Linked DNA regions of Homo sapiens: region 1 is linked to region 2. Evidence: chromatin contacts called from ENCODE Hi-C or POLR2A ChIA-PET data. All regions are on one chromosome and are shown on one strand. The core of a region is the stretch at or near the end of the contact, and the rest is flanking DNA. Distances in the headings are between cores, read along the strand shown.

Region 1 (7,112 bases), core at 1,510-4,009, 2.2 Mb after region 2:
AGGCGCTAGCTTGGGATTGTGTGGGATTGAGACAATGTACTTCAAGATGAGGAACATGCTTTGAATCAAGGGCTGGAAGTAGGAGTGACCCCTCTCACTAATACTCTCAGTGATTGACTTGGGAAATTTGCACCTCACTTCTGGACAAGAGGTCCTGGGTCTGGTGGAGGGGAGAGATGGTTCTATCAGGGGACCCAGTAAAGGTTTCATTAAATCTTAAAACTACTGCTGCCACCTGGTCATTTTTGACTCCAAAAGCTCATAAGGAGTTATTGCACTGGCAGATGGAGATAGGGTTGCTGCTATGTGATTGGATGAGATTGGGGGTGCTCAGGGTGGTATGGCCATAAACTGCTAGATAAGTGGGATAGGGGATGCATTTCTTGAACTCAGGGGATTCTCTGAGACAGCTCTTGATGCTTTCATGTCCAGTGAATGGGTAATTGCAGCAACCAAAACCTTACAATGACACAGTAACCAAGGGCTTATGCTCCTCAGGGATGAAAGCTTGTTATCCTACTGGGCAAACACAGACCAGCAGAAGTGTTGGCCAAGAGTAAGGAAAATCTAGAATGATGTTAGAGGAAGGAGATGATCAATTAGAGACCTCAGATTAATTGCAGTAGTGGATTCTGCAGCTTGTCCCATTAATCTTTTTTTTTGTAAGTCCTTTTCTTTTAAAAATTGAGACTAGCCACTACCTTAAAGAATTAGGGTGGCATGGTGTGAACTTGATGTGGAGGAAGAATGGATACGAGTGCTGCAAAGGGTGGAATGTAGCAGCTGCTATTAGTGCCTCCCCCATATCCACTTGACATACACCTTTTCTATGCACGACCAGCCCAACTTCCAAAATGTTAGCATGTGCGACTTTTTGCCTAAGGGCTTTCTCTGGCTGCCAGAACCTACTCTCCCTGAACACAGGGTAGACTGGAAGTTCTAGGGCATCAATGTTCTGCCCTATCAGGCTTCATCCAATAACTGATGGAAGTTGGCGAATAAATACTCCAGCTTCCTTGCCCCTCAAGAGGGGATAACTGAGACATGCCTCCCAGTATTCCCTAGTGAATTCAGCCCACAGAGAAATTTCTCTGGTAATATTTCCTTTATTAGTTTTCTTCCCCTCCCTGCTGCTGTTTCCTGGGATTACGTCTCATATAAACAACCTGCCTTCAAAGTTTTGTCTTAGGATCTGATTCCGGGTGAAATAAACTAAGATAAAGTTAAAATGGAAGTGCTAAACTATAATAATTGAAAACTAGAATCCTTCAGGTATTTTAAGAGTTGCTATCCTAGATAAAAACACTGTGCAAACATTTAACTAATATTCAGAAGAGTTGGTTTCATTATGAAACAGAACACAGCTAACTATTTTTCCCAGTTAAAAGATCCAAGTCCAAAATGCCAGAACGGACACGGCCATCCTTCTAGTTCTTAATAAAAGGAGTACCAAACTACAGGGGGAAAGAAGCGCAAAATAACATAGACTTAAGTATTTCTTTACAATTTTTGTAATTTCTCAAATTTTAATTTACAATATGATCTTTGGTATTACATGAATGTTATCTGGGTATGCTATAATTCTATAATTTTTTTTTAAAGTTTCCTTACACTTAGCAGTTGAGAAGCCCTCTAGCAGAGGTTTCTGAGGTTTAGAGGTTTCCTGGGAAACCTAGAATTGCCGCCTAAGATAGGATAGCTGCCTCTCCCCTACATCTTATACTCTTGCAGTAGGTGTTCAGTAAATATTTGTGGAATAAATACTTCAGTCGTTGAAAGGAGACGTGGTTTTAAAAAGTGGATTTACAAAGAGACCGTTTTGCAAGAAAAGAAGCTGGTCTGGGGGTCCCCGCAGGAGGCGGGGTTCCGTGCAACAGATACCAAGATGCCTCCAGGGCGGACCACGACCCAGCGGGCCGCCGGAAGGCTCCTTACCTGGCCGCAGCCGGACCCTCCTCAGGGAAGCAACTGCCTCCAGGGACTCCGCGGGGCTGTCGGGCGGTTGCCGGGGAGACCTCTGGCCGCCACGCACCTGCTGCTTGGTGGGGCGGGGCCTCGAGAGGCGGGGCTGTAGTTCTTTGTCATTTCTTTTCCAATTCGAAATAGTCACTTTTGTACCTAATTTGGCATTTATAATTATAATACACTCATTTTCACAACTATGGAAGAGAGGGTACGCGCATGCCCATTTATGTCGCACACATGAAATGAAGAAACCTCATTTCAAGCGCGGCTCCGCCACACTGCGCTAGTCTCTGTCGACAACTTCAAGTGGCTAGCCTCACGCACAAACGTGTGGCAAAGCCACACTTTCCAGCTTTAGGTGATTTTAAAACAATTTCTTGGGCCACACAGCGTAGGTACAACATGGATTAGAGGTGAGGGGAAAACTGACACTCAGTGAAGGACCGTCAGAGGGCCGGCTTCCAGGAAAATGGGCCGCAGCAGGCAGGGAAAACACAAGGATCTATCCTGCAACTCGGAGAACCCTTTTCAAAAGAAGCTACCCAATCCCAAACCTTCCGCTTTTTTCCAAAGAGAGGGAGGAGATAAATAGACTCAATTAATCCGTCGACTTTTTCTCCGCCCATGTTTTCCTCCAATCCTTACCAAAGATGGTGCCCTTCGCTTCCTCTCTCGGCAGCACGCAGGTCCCGGGAGCCTCTACCCGACCTCTCTATGATACGTCCTCCAGCCCCGCTCCCGACGTGAGGGGCGGGGCTTGCCTGGAGGCGGGGCGCAGGGATCCGGAAACACCTGATCATCTATAGGTTTAGTGCCTAATGGGTGTTGTTCCTGGCTGGACTTGATGTCCAGGGCCTGAGGGGTTTTCTCGCCGAGTCTCCTGGGGCGGTCCGGAGGCTCGTGCCCTGTTGTGGGGCCCCCATTTGCCGCCGCCATGCCCACGGCCGCCGCCCCCATCATCAGCTCGGTCCAGAAGCTGGTTCTGTATGAGACTAGAGCTGTGAGTACCCCCTCGCGGCGGGGCGCAGGCGGGAGGATGGATGTCTGCCGGTGGGTGTGGGGCCGTAGGACAGAGGCTGTACTCTGCCTCCTCCTCCTTCCTCTCCAGTTCCCAAATCCCTGTCAAACACAGCCTTGGGGTAAGCTAGCTCCCTTGAGCTGTGCCTGGGCGCCTTTCCCCTATTTTGGTACCCTGGACATTGCAGCATTTGCAGGTCCACTTACAAGCCATGGCTGGAACACGCTGGAAACAGGTGCTTGTGGTACCTCAGGAACTGTTCATGAGGTTCTCTGTACGAGTTACTGGATTCTTTTCAGCTTTCAGAAAGTCTGTTAAAGTTCTAGAGTTCACAAGTTACAGTACAGGCAGGGGTATGAAAAAAATTTGAACTATGACTTGTAACTTATTTTTTCCTATTCCATGGTATACCATCACTGCGATTCATGTGAATTACACTTCTATTGGTGAACTTTTTGGTTCTCTTTTTTTCTTATTTGAAAGGAAAGGAAAACTTACTTTGTTTAAAGACAGATAATTTGTTTGGATAACATCTTGCTTTTCACTTGACTTTTTTCAACATAACATTTACTTTTAAAATTTTATTACTTTGAATGGCCATGTAAATAGTGAATAAGCAGATCAGTTTGTATTTCGATTACCAGTTCCTCAATTAAGGGAGAATGGTGTTTATATAACTTCATACTTGGTCCTTTCTGTGGGTGGAAAGCAAAGTTGGTACAGTATAGCTCTTCTAAATTGGGGTGCCACAGTGATATTAGGGACTGTGTTTAATATTACCCATTTCATGCTAACAAGATTGCATATGCCAGATATTTTCATAATGCTCTTCACTATGTTATAGAGTGCTTTATAAACTGTTTCTCTGAAACTTGGGTTGTCTCCATTAGAGGAGTATGAGAAGGCATTTAACAGTTTCTCAGTTATAACGTAGTCCTAATAGCACAATAACCTCTCCCTCAGGTTAACATGAGTAGAGAATTGTGGACCTTAAATTAATTTTGCTGACAACTTTGATTAGATCTAGAGCAGAAAATGACATTATCAAATATACTGTATTTGCAAGTATTTTCAGTTCTCTAATGAGACCCATAAAGAAGTATCATTTGTCATTGAAATGAAACCTATTTTCTGTAAAATATGCTGCTAAATTTCCCTCATTAGAAACATAAATAACTTTTTTTTTTTTCCCTTTGAGACAGAGTCTTGCTCTGTCACCCAGGCCGGAGTGCAGTGGTGCTATCTCGGCTCACTCACTGCAACCTCTGCTTCCCAGGTTCAAGAAGTTCTCGCACCCCAGCCTCCCAAGTAGCTAGGATTACAGGAATGTGACACCATGACCGGCTAATTCTTGTGTTTTTAATAAAAGACAGGGATTCTCCATGTTGGCCAGGCTGGTCTAAAACTCCTGGCTTCAGCCTCCCAAAGTGTTGGGATTACAGGCATGAGCCACCGCATCTGGCCGTAAATAAAACACAAATTTCAGCCCATTAAAAAGCTGATCACTCATGAGGACTGCGTGAGATATTAGTGTTCAGAAAGCACAATTCATATTATAGGGCTCTTCTGCTCAGAAATCTTCAGTGGTCCCAATTCTGAAGCAAGTAAACTCTGAATCCCTTAGTTGGCATTCAAAGCCATGTATTATTTGTCCTCAACTTGTCTATCTAGTTTTACATCTAATTTAATATCAATTAATGAAACATTTATTGAGGATCAACCATGTGCCTTCATATGCCTTATTCTGCAGTAAAACTGTATTGCTTTCAGTTCCCTATATCTGCCCTGTGTTTTTCTGCTGTTCTCTATTCTCTTAATGCCACACCCCCTCTTTTCCTGTCAAAACCTTGCTGATCCTCACAGCACATATCTGGTCATGCCTTGCAAACAGTAGTCTCTCAATAGATGTGGATTAAGGAGCTCTAACACAAAGAGATAGAGGTGTGTTCCAGAACTCAGCTGTGACCCCTCTCAACTGCCTAAGTAATGGAAACTAACTCTGGCCAGCTTAGAGACAAAAGGTAAATTTATCAGAGGGATGCTAGGGGAGCCATTGCATGGTATCCAGCTTCTGGAAAAGCAGGAAAGAGATAACAGGTTTGAGAACCCTCTCAGAGTACTGCCAAAAACAGTGTAGGTGCTGGGAGAAAAAATCTGATCGACTCAACTATGATTGGTTATCATCCCCTGAGTGGACAAATCATTCATGGCCAGGGGGGGTCTGGCAGGAATGATTTAGCTGTGGAATCAGGATCCTCTTTGTTTCAGCAAATGGTTGGGGCTGGGCAACCACCCTTGAAAATGTCTGCTGCATTGAATCACTGAGTCTCGGTTTTGTTAAATAATTTTTTTTTTTTGGTTAAAGATATAAGCAGAAAGGTTTTGTTTTGTTTTGTTTTGTTTTTACTAATAAGCTCAAAGTATAAATAAATAAGAAAAAGGCATAAAATTACAGGCAACTGGATAAATGCTATGAATTAAAAAAACAAAAACTGTAGTAGGTTGTAATAATGAGGATAATAGCTCAAAATATTCTACATATATTTTATTATTTAATCCTCATAAGACCTCTAAGAGATCATGCTGTTAATTCTACTACTATATATATTATTTAGTAAAGAAAAAAAATGAGGCAAAGATAATTTAAGGCAGTTACTTAACCCATTTATGCCAGAGGTTGCAAATTTTTTTGTGTGAAAAATCAGACCTTTGCGATGACCTTGAGCAGTAGGATATAAATAACTCCCACAAGCTTAGCGTTCCAATAACGGAACACTAGGCATAAGGTGTGGTGCAGGTGCTAAGAATGTATACTGGGGAAAGGACAGTCTCTTCAATAAATGGTGTTGAGAAAACTGGATATCCATGTGCAGAATGAAATAAGGCCCTTCTCTCTTGCCATATCCACAGATCAACTTAAAATGGATTAAAGGCTTAAGTGCAAGACCCAAAACTGTAAAACTACCAGAAGAAAACATAGGGGAAATGCTTCAGGATATTGGTCTAGGCAAAGATTTTATGAGTAAGACTTTAAAAGCACAGGGAACAAACCCAAAAATAGACAAATGGGACTATATCAAGCTGAATAGCTTCTGCACAGCAAAAGAAACAATCAACAGAGTGAAGAGGCAACCTATAGAATGGAGAAAATATTTGCAAACTCTTCATCCAAGAAGGGACTAATATCCAGAATATATGAGGAATTCAACAACTCAACAGCAAATACCCCCAGATAATCCAATTAAAAATGGGCAAGGATCTGAGTAGACATTTCTCAAAAGAAGATATACAAATGGCCAACAGGTATATGAAAAATTACTCAAGGTCACTAATTATCAGGGAAATGCAAATTAAAACCACAGTGAGATATCATGTCACCTCAGTTAAAATGGCTATTTTCAAAAGGACAAAAATTATCAAATGCTGGTGAGGATATGGAGAAAGGGAATTCTTATATAGTATTGGTGGTAATGTAAATTAGTATAGCCATTATAGAAAACAGTATGGAGGTTCCTCAAAAAACTAAAAATCCGGCAGTCCCACTACTGGGTGTGTATATGAGGGGATTTCAAAAAGTTCATGGGAAAATGGAATTAAAAGATAAAAATAACAAATGTAAACTTTATTTCTCAAGCTAACTTCCGTCAAGGTCAAGACATTTTTGTAACTAATGATACCAGCCATTTAATTCATCCACAAAGAACCGAGGGTCCTGGGAATTTAACCATATTGGTGCAGTCTTTTTTACTCTGTTAACTAAAGAAAAATGGGTGCCCTTTAAGGATTCTTTTTAAGATGAGGAAACAAAAAGAAGTCAGAAGGAGCAAAATTGGAACTGTAAGGCAGATGCCTAATTATTTTCCATTGAAACTCTTGCAGAATTCCCATGTTTGATGAGAGGAATGAGCAGCAGCATTGTTGTGGTGGAGAAGGACTCTGTGATGGAGCTTCCTGGGTATTTTTCTGCTAAAGTGTTGGCTGACTCTCTCAAAACACTCTCATAATAAGCAGATACTGTTCTTTAGCTTTCCAGAAAGTCAACGAGCAAAATGCAGTGAATACACACACACACACACACACAGACACACACACACACACACACACAATGTTGCCATGACCTTTCCTCTTG
Region 2 (7,076 bases), core at 1,608-4,107:
AATTTATTTTATTTTTTGTAGAGATAGGGTTTTGCTATGTTGCCCAGGCTGGTCTCGAACTCCTGGGCTCAAGCAATCTTTCTACTTTGCCTCCCAAAGTGCTGGGATCACAGACATGAGACACCACACCAGGACCCCTGGTAATTTTGAAAAGGAAAAGTGTTTAAAAACAGTTTAGTGGGAGTCAGGGAGATGGACTGAGGAGTACACATTTAGCTTCAACAGGACTGGTAAAGTTACAATTCTTAAGTTGGGTAATAGTAGGCTTATTCGTTTCATTAAGCTTTAAACATATGTGTATGTGTTTTGAGTGTGTATCATCTAGAATCTCTGGAAAACTAACATTCCAGCTAATCATAAGGTGACATTCCTGATAACTGGGAACGATGCCAAGGAATAAAATCACTTTATTATTACTATTTGATAACTTTTGTAGTAAGAAAATGACAGGTGCCTCGAAAAATTAAAGCAAGGGGTGGGTAAGGGAAGTGAGTGTGGCTAAAAAAGCAACATGAGGAATCCTTATAGTGCTGAATATGTTCTTTATCTTAACTGTATCAACATAAATACCCTGCTTATGATATTACACCATCGTTTCAAAAGATGTTACCATTGGGAGAAACAGGGTTAGGTGTATATTAGATTTGTGTTATTTCTTCCAACTGCATGTAAATCTAAAACTACTTCAAAATAGAAGTTTACTTTTAAAAACAACAATAGAAAAAGGTCCTTTTAGTCCTGGATTTCTCCACCTTGGCACTACTGACATTTTGCAGCACCTAATTATTTCTTGTGGGTCTGTCCTGGGAATTGAAGGGTAGCATCCCTGGCCTCTATCCACTAAATGCCAGTAATGTGCCTCCATTCGTGACAACCAAAAATGTCTCCATACATGCCAAATGTCCTCAGGGGGGGAAAATTGCCCCAGTTGAGAACCAGTGCTCTAGTCATAAAAGCCAAGAAGAGATATGAAAATGTTCCTAATTGAAGAAGATGAAAGAGATATAACAACTAAACGCAATACTTGATCCTGGACTGAATCCTGTCCTGGAGGGTAAAGAATGCTATAAAGAACATTATTAGGCCAATTAACAAAATTGAAATTAAATGGTAGATTAAATAAAAGTATTGTATCAATATTAAATATACCTAAGTTGGTAACTGTAGCGTACTTACGTAGGAGATTACTGCTATGCTTAGGAAATACATACTGAAGTATTTAGGGGAAAAGGATCGTGATGTATGCAATCTACCATCAAATGATTCAGAAAAAAATATATAGAAAGATATATACACGTGAATAGTATATATATCTGTGTGTATATGTATTTAATGTATATATTGACATATATAGACATATCTACGTAGCAGGTGGATCTGATTAAAGAGTATGCAAGTGTGTTCTTTGAACTATATTATTTTTGTAACTTCGCTGTATGTTTAAACTAATTACAATTCAGGTGTGGGGTTTAAGTGGAAGAAAAAAAAAAAACTTTTGGCCGGGCACGGTGGCTCACGCCTGTAATCCCAGCACTTTGGGAGGCCGAGGCGGGTGGATCACGAGGTCAGGAGATTGAGACGATCCTGGCTAACACGGTGAAACCCCGTATCTACTAAAAATACAAAAACAAAATTAGCCGGACGTGGTGGCGGGCACCTGTAGTCCCAGCTACTCCCGCCTGGGCGACAAAGCGAGACTCCGTCTCAAAAAAAAAAAAAAAAAAAACTTTTATAAATCCTAAAGGCAGGTTTCACAGCAGTAGTACAGCATAAGTGATAAACATCCCAAGAAGATAATGACTACTAACGGGATAAATTCCTACTTCAACCCCAAGACATTCGTTGGAAAGAATTATCTACCTTCAGCCTCTCTCTCTCTCCTTGCCTACTTTCTGGAGGTGACCCCCTGAACAGTGCGGGACAGAAAATTAATCTATCCCATTAAAAAAAAAAAAAATTTCTAGGAAGTGACTCAATAAACCTACATCTCCGCTCGATTTCTCCACAAATCACTGAGGCATCTTCATCCTCAACAATTAAGAAGCAAAATCGAGGAAAGCATACAAGTGTTTCAAAGAAAACCACTTATGCACTCAGCTGAGCAAGAACGTTAAGTGGACTAGAGAAGAGACAACACGGAATGTCTAGGAGGAGTGAGTAAAAAGGAAGGACTAAAAAGAGATAAATCAGGAGCCAGTCTGAGAGAGCTAGAATGCGTATGCCCGCCAGAAAAAAAAGTATTCCAATGAGTGCGAGTGTGTCAGCGGGAGAGGGGTAGCTCACCTGGCTGTGGTAAGCAGAGGGTGCTGAGTGCCCACCAGCTTCCGCACCTGCATAGCGATGTTGCTGAGCTCGTCGCTCAGCAGGCAGCGAAGGCTCATGAAGGACGTGGGGTACCCCACGATCTTCTCCGCCTCTGACACTACCTGATTCCAGTGGGCCGGGGACTTGGAGGACCGACCACGCCAAGAGCCCACCGAGGAGATGGTGTCGAGGGACGGGGACCACCACAGGCGACGCGGGGAACCCGAGGCTCCAAGATAACGTGGCAAGTGCAACAGCAGCTGCCGAAAGTTCATGGTTTGAGTCTGGAAGGGTCTGGGACCTGGGGGTATCCAGAAGTGCCGCGGGAAACAAACCAGGGGCAGAGGAGGAACTTACAGTAACTAAAAGGAAGCGGCAATTCTTGACCCTCAGAGTAAGGTGGCTTCCTGGAGCAGTGACCAGAAACGAACTTTAACTGCTGCTTTCTGCAGCCCAGGCTGGGCAAACAACAGTCCCAGCTCAGCACTGCCCCCGGCCACCCGGGGTAGAAACCACAGCCACTGCCTATGTGGAGGACGCCATATTGGAGGCATGGAATGCGGCCTGCCGTAAAGACAGAGGCGGGTTGTTAAGTATACTCTCTACTTTACGGCGTACCCGAGAACGCCCCCGCAGGGGCGGTGCTTTGGAGGTGAACCCGGGTTGGGAGGTTCAGCTCCTCCCACCCCGCCGCTCTGGGCCAGCAAAGGTCGTCAGTGACAGGGATCAGTTGTGGGCGGCGAGTGGTCCCTCTGCACACGGTATCTGGGCCGAGTCTGGATTCATTAGAGTCCCCGGCGCCCAGCACTGAGTGGCATGCATAAGTATTGGTGTCACGAACAACGGTCAGCCCCCGGCTTGCCCGCAAGGAAGGGCGTCGGGCGGAGGCACCAGTTCCTCCCGGAAGCTTTTTGTCGCTATCGCCACCAGCCCCTGGCAGTGGCAGTGGCCGTGGCCGGGCGTGAAGGCGGCCTCTCGGGCTGCATGCCTCCTGGAGCTGGGGCCACGTCTCAGTGGTGGAACGCCTAGTCGGGGCGTGGGGCTGAGCCCTCGTGTCCTCAGGGCCCAACCAGACATAAGGCAGCGTGGTGCGGCGGAAAGGGGTCCCAAGGAAAGTCCTCGGATCCAACTTCGAATTACCGGCCTCCTCGCTGAGCCTTGGGAGAAACAGCGGTGCCTCCTTCCCGCGGGTGCGGAGAGGAAGAATGAAACGTTGCCTACTCCCTGCCTCTTATCTTCCTCTTTATGCCTAGCCTGGAGCTCAACTCCAGGATTGAAGACTATCGCTGACCGGAGTGCTTTTCACGTACTAGTTCATGTATTACTTTATTTAATCCTCAGAACAACCTCATTAAGTAGATAATATTAGTATTCTCCGTGTTTTGTATGAGGAAACTAAGGTGCAGTCGAGTCGCGTAAGTTCCCTAAGACCACACTAGACAGGGATGTGAGCCCAGACAATCTGGTTTCAGAATCCGTATTCTAACCGAAAGATTACACCGTCTAAATAATAGGCTCCCATCCACTCTTTTCTCCTTATTGCTGAGAGGAAACAGTCAATATGATTATCTTTTAAGTAATGCTACCTATTTTTTTTTCAAATGTGCCTAAGATCTTACCTCCTTTCTTATCACCTAAAACAGGTGTTAACCGTTCTTAATAAAGGATATATTATCCATTTTTTACACTCTTAAAAATAGCTTATAAAACTCTCTAAAACTTTCAAAATCCTTCCAAATTCATGGTATTTTATTTTTATTTTTTATTTATTTTTTGAGATGGGTCTTGCTCTGTCACCCAAGCTGGAGTACAGCGGCGCGATTTCAGCTCACTGCAACCTCCGCCTCCCAGTTTCAAGCAATTCTTGTGCCTCAGCCTCCCAAGTGGCTGGGACTACAGGCGCCTGCCACCACGCCCGGCTAACTTTTGTATTTTTAGTAGAGACTGGGTTTCACCATGTTGACCAGGCTGGTCTCAAACTCCTGACCTCGAGTGATCCGCCCACTTCGGCTTCCCAAAGTGCTGGGATTACAGGTGTGAGCTACCAGCTACCATGCCCAGCCTGTCAGTATTTTTTAAATGAGCATCATGCATAATACTGTACCAGCCTCTTGAGCTACAAATAAAGATTGGGACTTAAAGAGTAGTTGTTCACTTTGCAAAACAAGATGATTTTCTCTACAAAAGATTTAGCTTCATACTCTCCCTTTGGCAAGTTTTCCTTGTGATTTAAATTTTTTATTTACAAAAATTCAGTTTAGGTGTAACTTTTCAGGGGCACATTTTATTTAACATGAATTGTGATTATAAGTATCAAACACAGTCTATGCCCTTAAAGTAAGTAAGCTGAAGTTTGAAAATAATTCCTGTGAAAGAGATAAACTCTTGGCAACAAAATTCAGGTCTGTTAGGAGATGAAAATAAATATGGAGAGTGAGATACTTTACCATTCCAGGAGATGAAAATAAATATGGAGAGTGAGATACTTTACCATTCCAAAAAGTTCCAAGGCCAGAGCTTCTGGGTTATCCAAGGTGAAAGAAGTCATGAAAATACAAAGATAGATAGAGACTAATGTGATATATTGTGCACCTGAGGCTGTTTCTTCAGCCTCATGGTACCTTAAGGGTAACTTTTCACGCAATTTCCTCAATAGCAATTCACAGCATGTACTTTAATTTCTCCACAGAAGCCAAGTGCATTATTCTCTGGTCATACTCTATTAACCAAGTTTTTGATTATTCATGGGACTTTGGGTCCCATTTACTTTAAATAATCAGCATTTTCCTTTATACTTACAGTTAAAAGGTTGCATTATACTTAATGATAATCAGTTTTTAGAAGGTTAAAATGGTATTTGTTCTTTAATCTCCCAGATAAATATATAATTCCTTAGAGTCTTTATGATTAAAGAAATTTCTGAATTGCTAGTGACTTTTGGAGAAACAGGGAGGGGGAGTATCTGTGATTCTGCCCTTCCTCTGCCACTGATAATAGTTATATTAAAGATGTCTGTGAATGTGTGCATAAAGAAAGAATACAGCAGGATTTCTCAGCCTTGGCATTTTTGGCGTTTTGGACCAGATAATTCTTTGTTGGGGGAAGGGGGGCAGTCCTGAGTATTGTACGGTGTTGAGTAGCATTCCTGACCTCTACGTACTAGATGTTAAGCAGCACCCCTTTCCAAGTTGTGACAACGAGGTATGTCTCCAAACATTACCAAATGTCTGTCACCCTGGAGTGCAAAATTGCCCACTGGGAAATGGGAGATGCTGAAAGAAAAAAACAGTGTCCATCCATGACATTTACTCCTACAAAGCAGCAAAAAAGAAGTCCTGGGTGTGAGTAGCCCTGCAGGTTAGAGAGTGGTCACTCCACAACCTATGGAAACTTTCAGCCACACTCAGGGACTTCCCCTTGGCATCGGAGTTGTTTTGGAGACAGCACGCTGACAAAAAATGATCACAGTTCCTCCTCTACCTTTTTCAGGATTCTGAAGCTTATACCAGTAGAACTCACTGGGCACTCTGCATTCTACTGACCTTAGAAAGAAGTAAGGTCATATTTGATGTCCTTTTCTTTGGCTGGAAACCCGAGCCAGCCTTGGAAAATACAAGCTCTTAACAAGGATAGTGCTGTGGGCGCTGGCATTTCCATGATTAGGTGAGTGGAAATAGATAGAGATATTGCAGCCACCCTCCTTATGTCACCCTCAATACAATCACCTATTGTTTATCCTGAGAGAGTTCTTCCAAAGGCAGATGAAAGCGTCGTGGTGTATCTTGGGCAAAGATGATAAAAGGAGGCAAAAATCCAAAAGTTTGACCACCTACTTGGTTAGCAGGCTATGGAGATGCCACATAGTGCCATTGAGAATGCAAAATGGTACATGGCAGCTATGGAAGGGAATTTGATAATCCTCAGCAAAATTACATATATATTGCCCTTTGCCCTAGAAACCCAATTCTAGGAAAATATCCCAAATAATGACTTAAGCACAAGGTTATTCATTGCAGTATTATTTGTAATAGCAAAAGATTGGAAACAATCCAGATAACCCCAAATAAGAGATTGGTTGAACAAACTCGAGTAGATCTACACAATGAAACTATGCAACTGTGAAAAAGAACGAGGGCCATTTCTTTACACTGAGGTGAAATGATCTCCGAATATATATTAGTGTAAAAAAAAAAAAAAACCAAAGTGCAGAACAGTATATGTGCTTTTTTTTTGTAAGATAGCTAAACTACAAATGAGTATTTGCATATATTTGGAATAGGAGGAAACAGGTGGAGGAGACAGGCGTGGAAGCTAGACTACTCTGAATAAGCCTTGGCTATATGGTTTTGATTTTAGAATCATGTATATGTTTTACATTTTCAAAATAATTTCAAATCCGAAAGAAAAATGCAATTCCTAAAATTTGAAAACAAATAATCTAACTGTATATTAAGTTGGTGGCATAACCATACCAAGTAAACACTTTAATTACTTTAGAAAATATTGTTTTCACTGTACAATCAGAATATATGCTCAGGATAAATAGAACTACAAAGATATCTTAAGCTTTAGTCAATAGTCTTATTGGTGGTTGAAATACAGATACTATTATAGTACTTTCAAACTATTCATGTATATATAGGTAAAAATTACTAGAGTTTTTAGGAACAGTGATTTTCAGAGTAAGTAGAATCCATGTAATATTAAAGTTGAATTAGAAAGAATATGAACTTATGATTCTTTTCTTTTTAAAAAATGTTTTTCTTATATCC

The links. A loop is a pair of places that touch in the nucleus more often than their neighbours do. ChIA-PET counts read pairs that join two places held with the same protein, here RNA polymerase II (POLR2A). Pooled maps may share reads with other maps.
Region 1: a map of CD4-positive, alpha-beta memory T cell shows a loop between it and region 2 (21-fold over the local background). The contact joins the promoter of FIG4 here to the promoter of PDSS2 in region 2. A Hi-C loop is called at or near these places in 1 of 168 maps with a recorded cell type or tissue (CD4-positive, alpha-beta memory T cell), 1 of 37 single-sample maps with no recorded cell type and 9 of 50 pooled maps. POLR2A ChIA-PET finds 5 or more read pairs at or near these places in 1 of 52 experiments (CD4-positive, alpha-beta T cell).

The regions. Positions count from the first base shown.
Region 1 is chr6:109,688,537-109,695,648 of GRCh38, forward strand. It overlaps FIG4 (FIG4 phosphoinositide 5-phosphatase), which reads left to right and starts at 2,760. Exons shown (of 23, transcript NM_014845.6): 1 at 2,760-2,965. The coding sequence starts at 2,900. AK9 (adenylate kinase 9) reads right to left here and starts at 2,666. Exons shown (of 41, transcript NM_001145128.3): 1 at 2,611-2,666. RefSeq lists an enhancer at 2,244-2,713.
Region 2 is chr6:107,456,707-107,463,782 of GRCh38, forward strand. It overlaps PDSS2 (decaprenyl diphosphate synthase subunit 2), which reads right to left and starts at 2,858. Exons shown (of 8, transcript NM_020381.4): 1 at 2,284-2,858. The coding sequence starts at 2,579. RefSeq lists enhancers at 2,729-3,178, 2,899-3,820.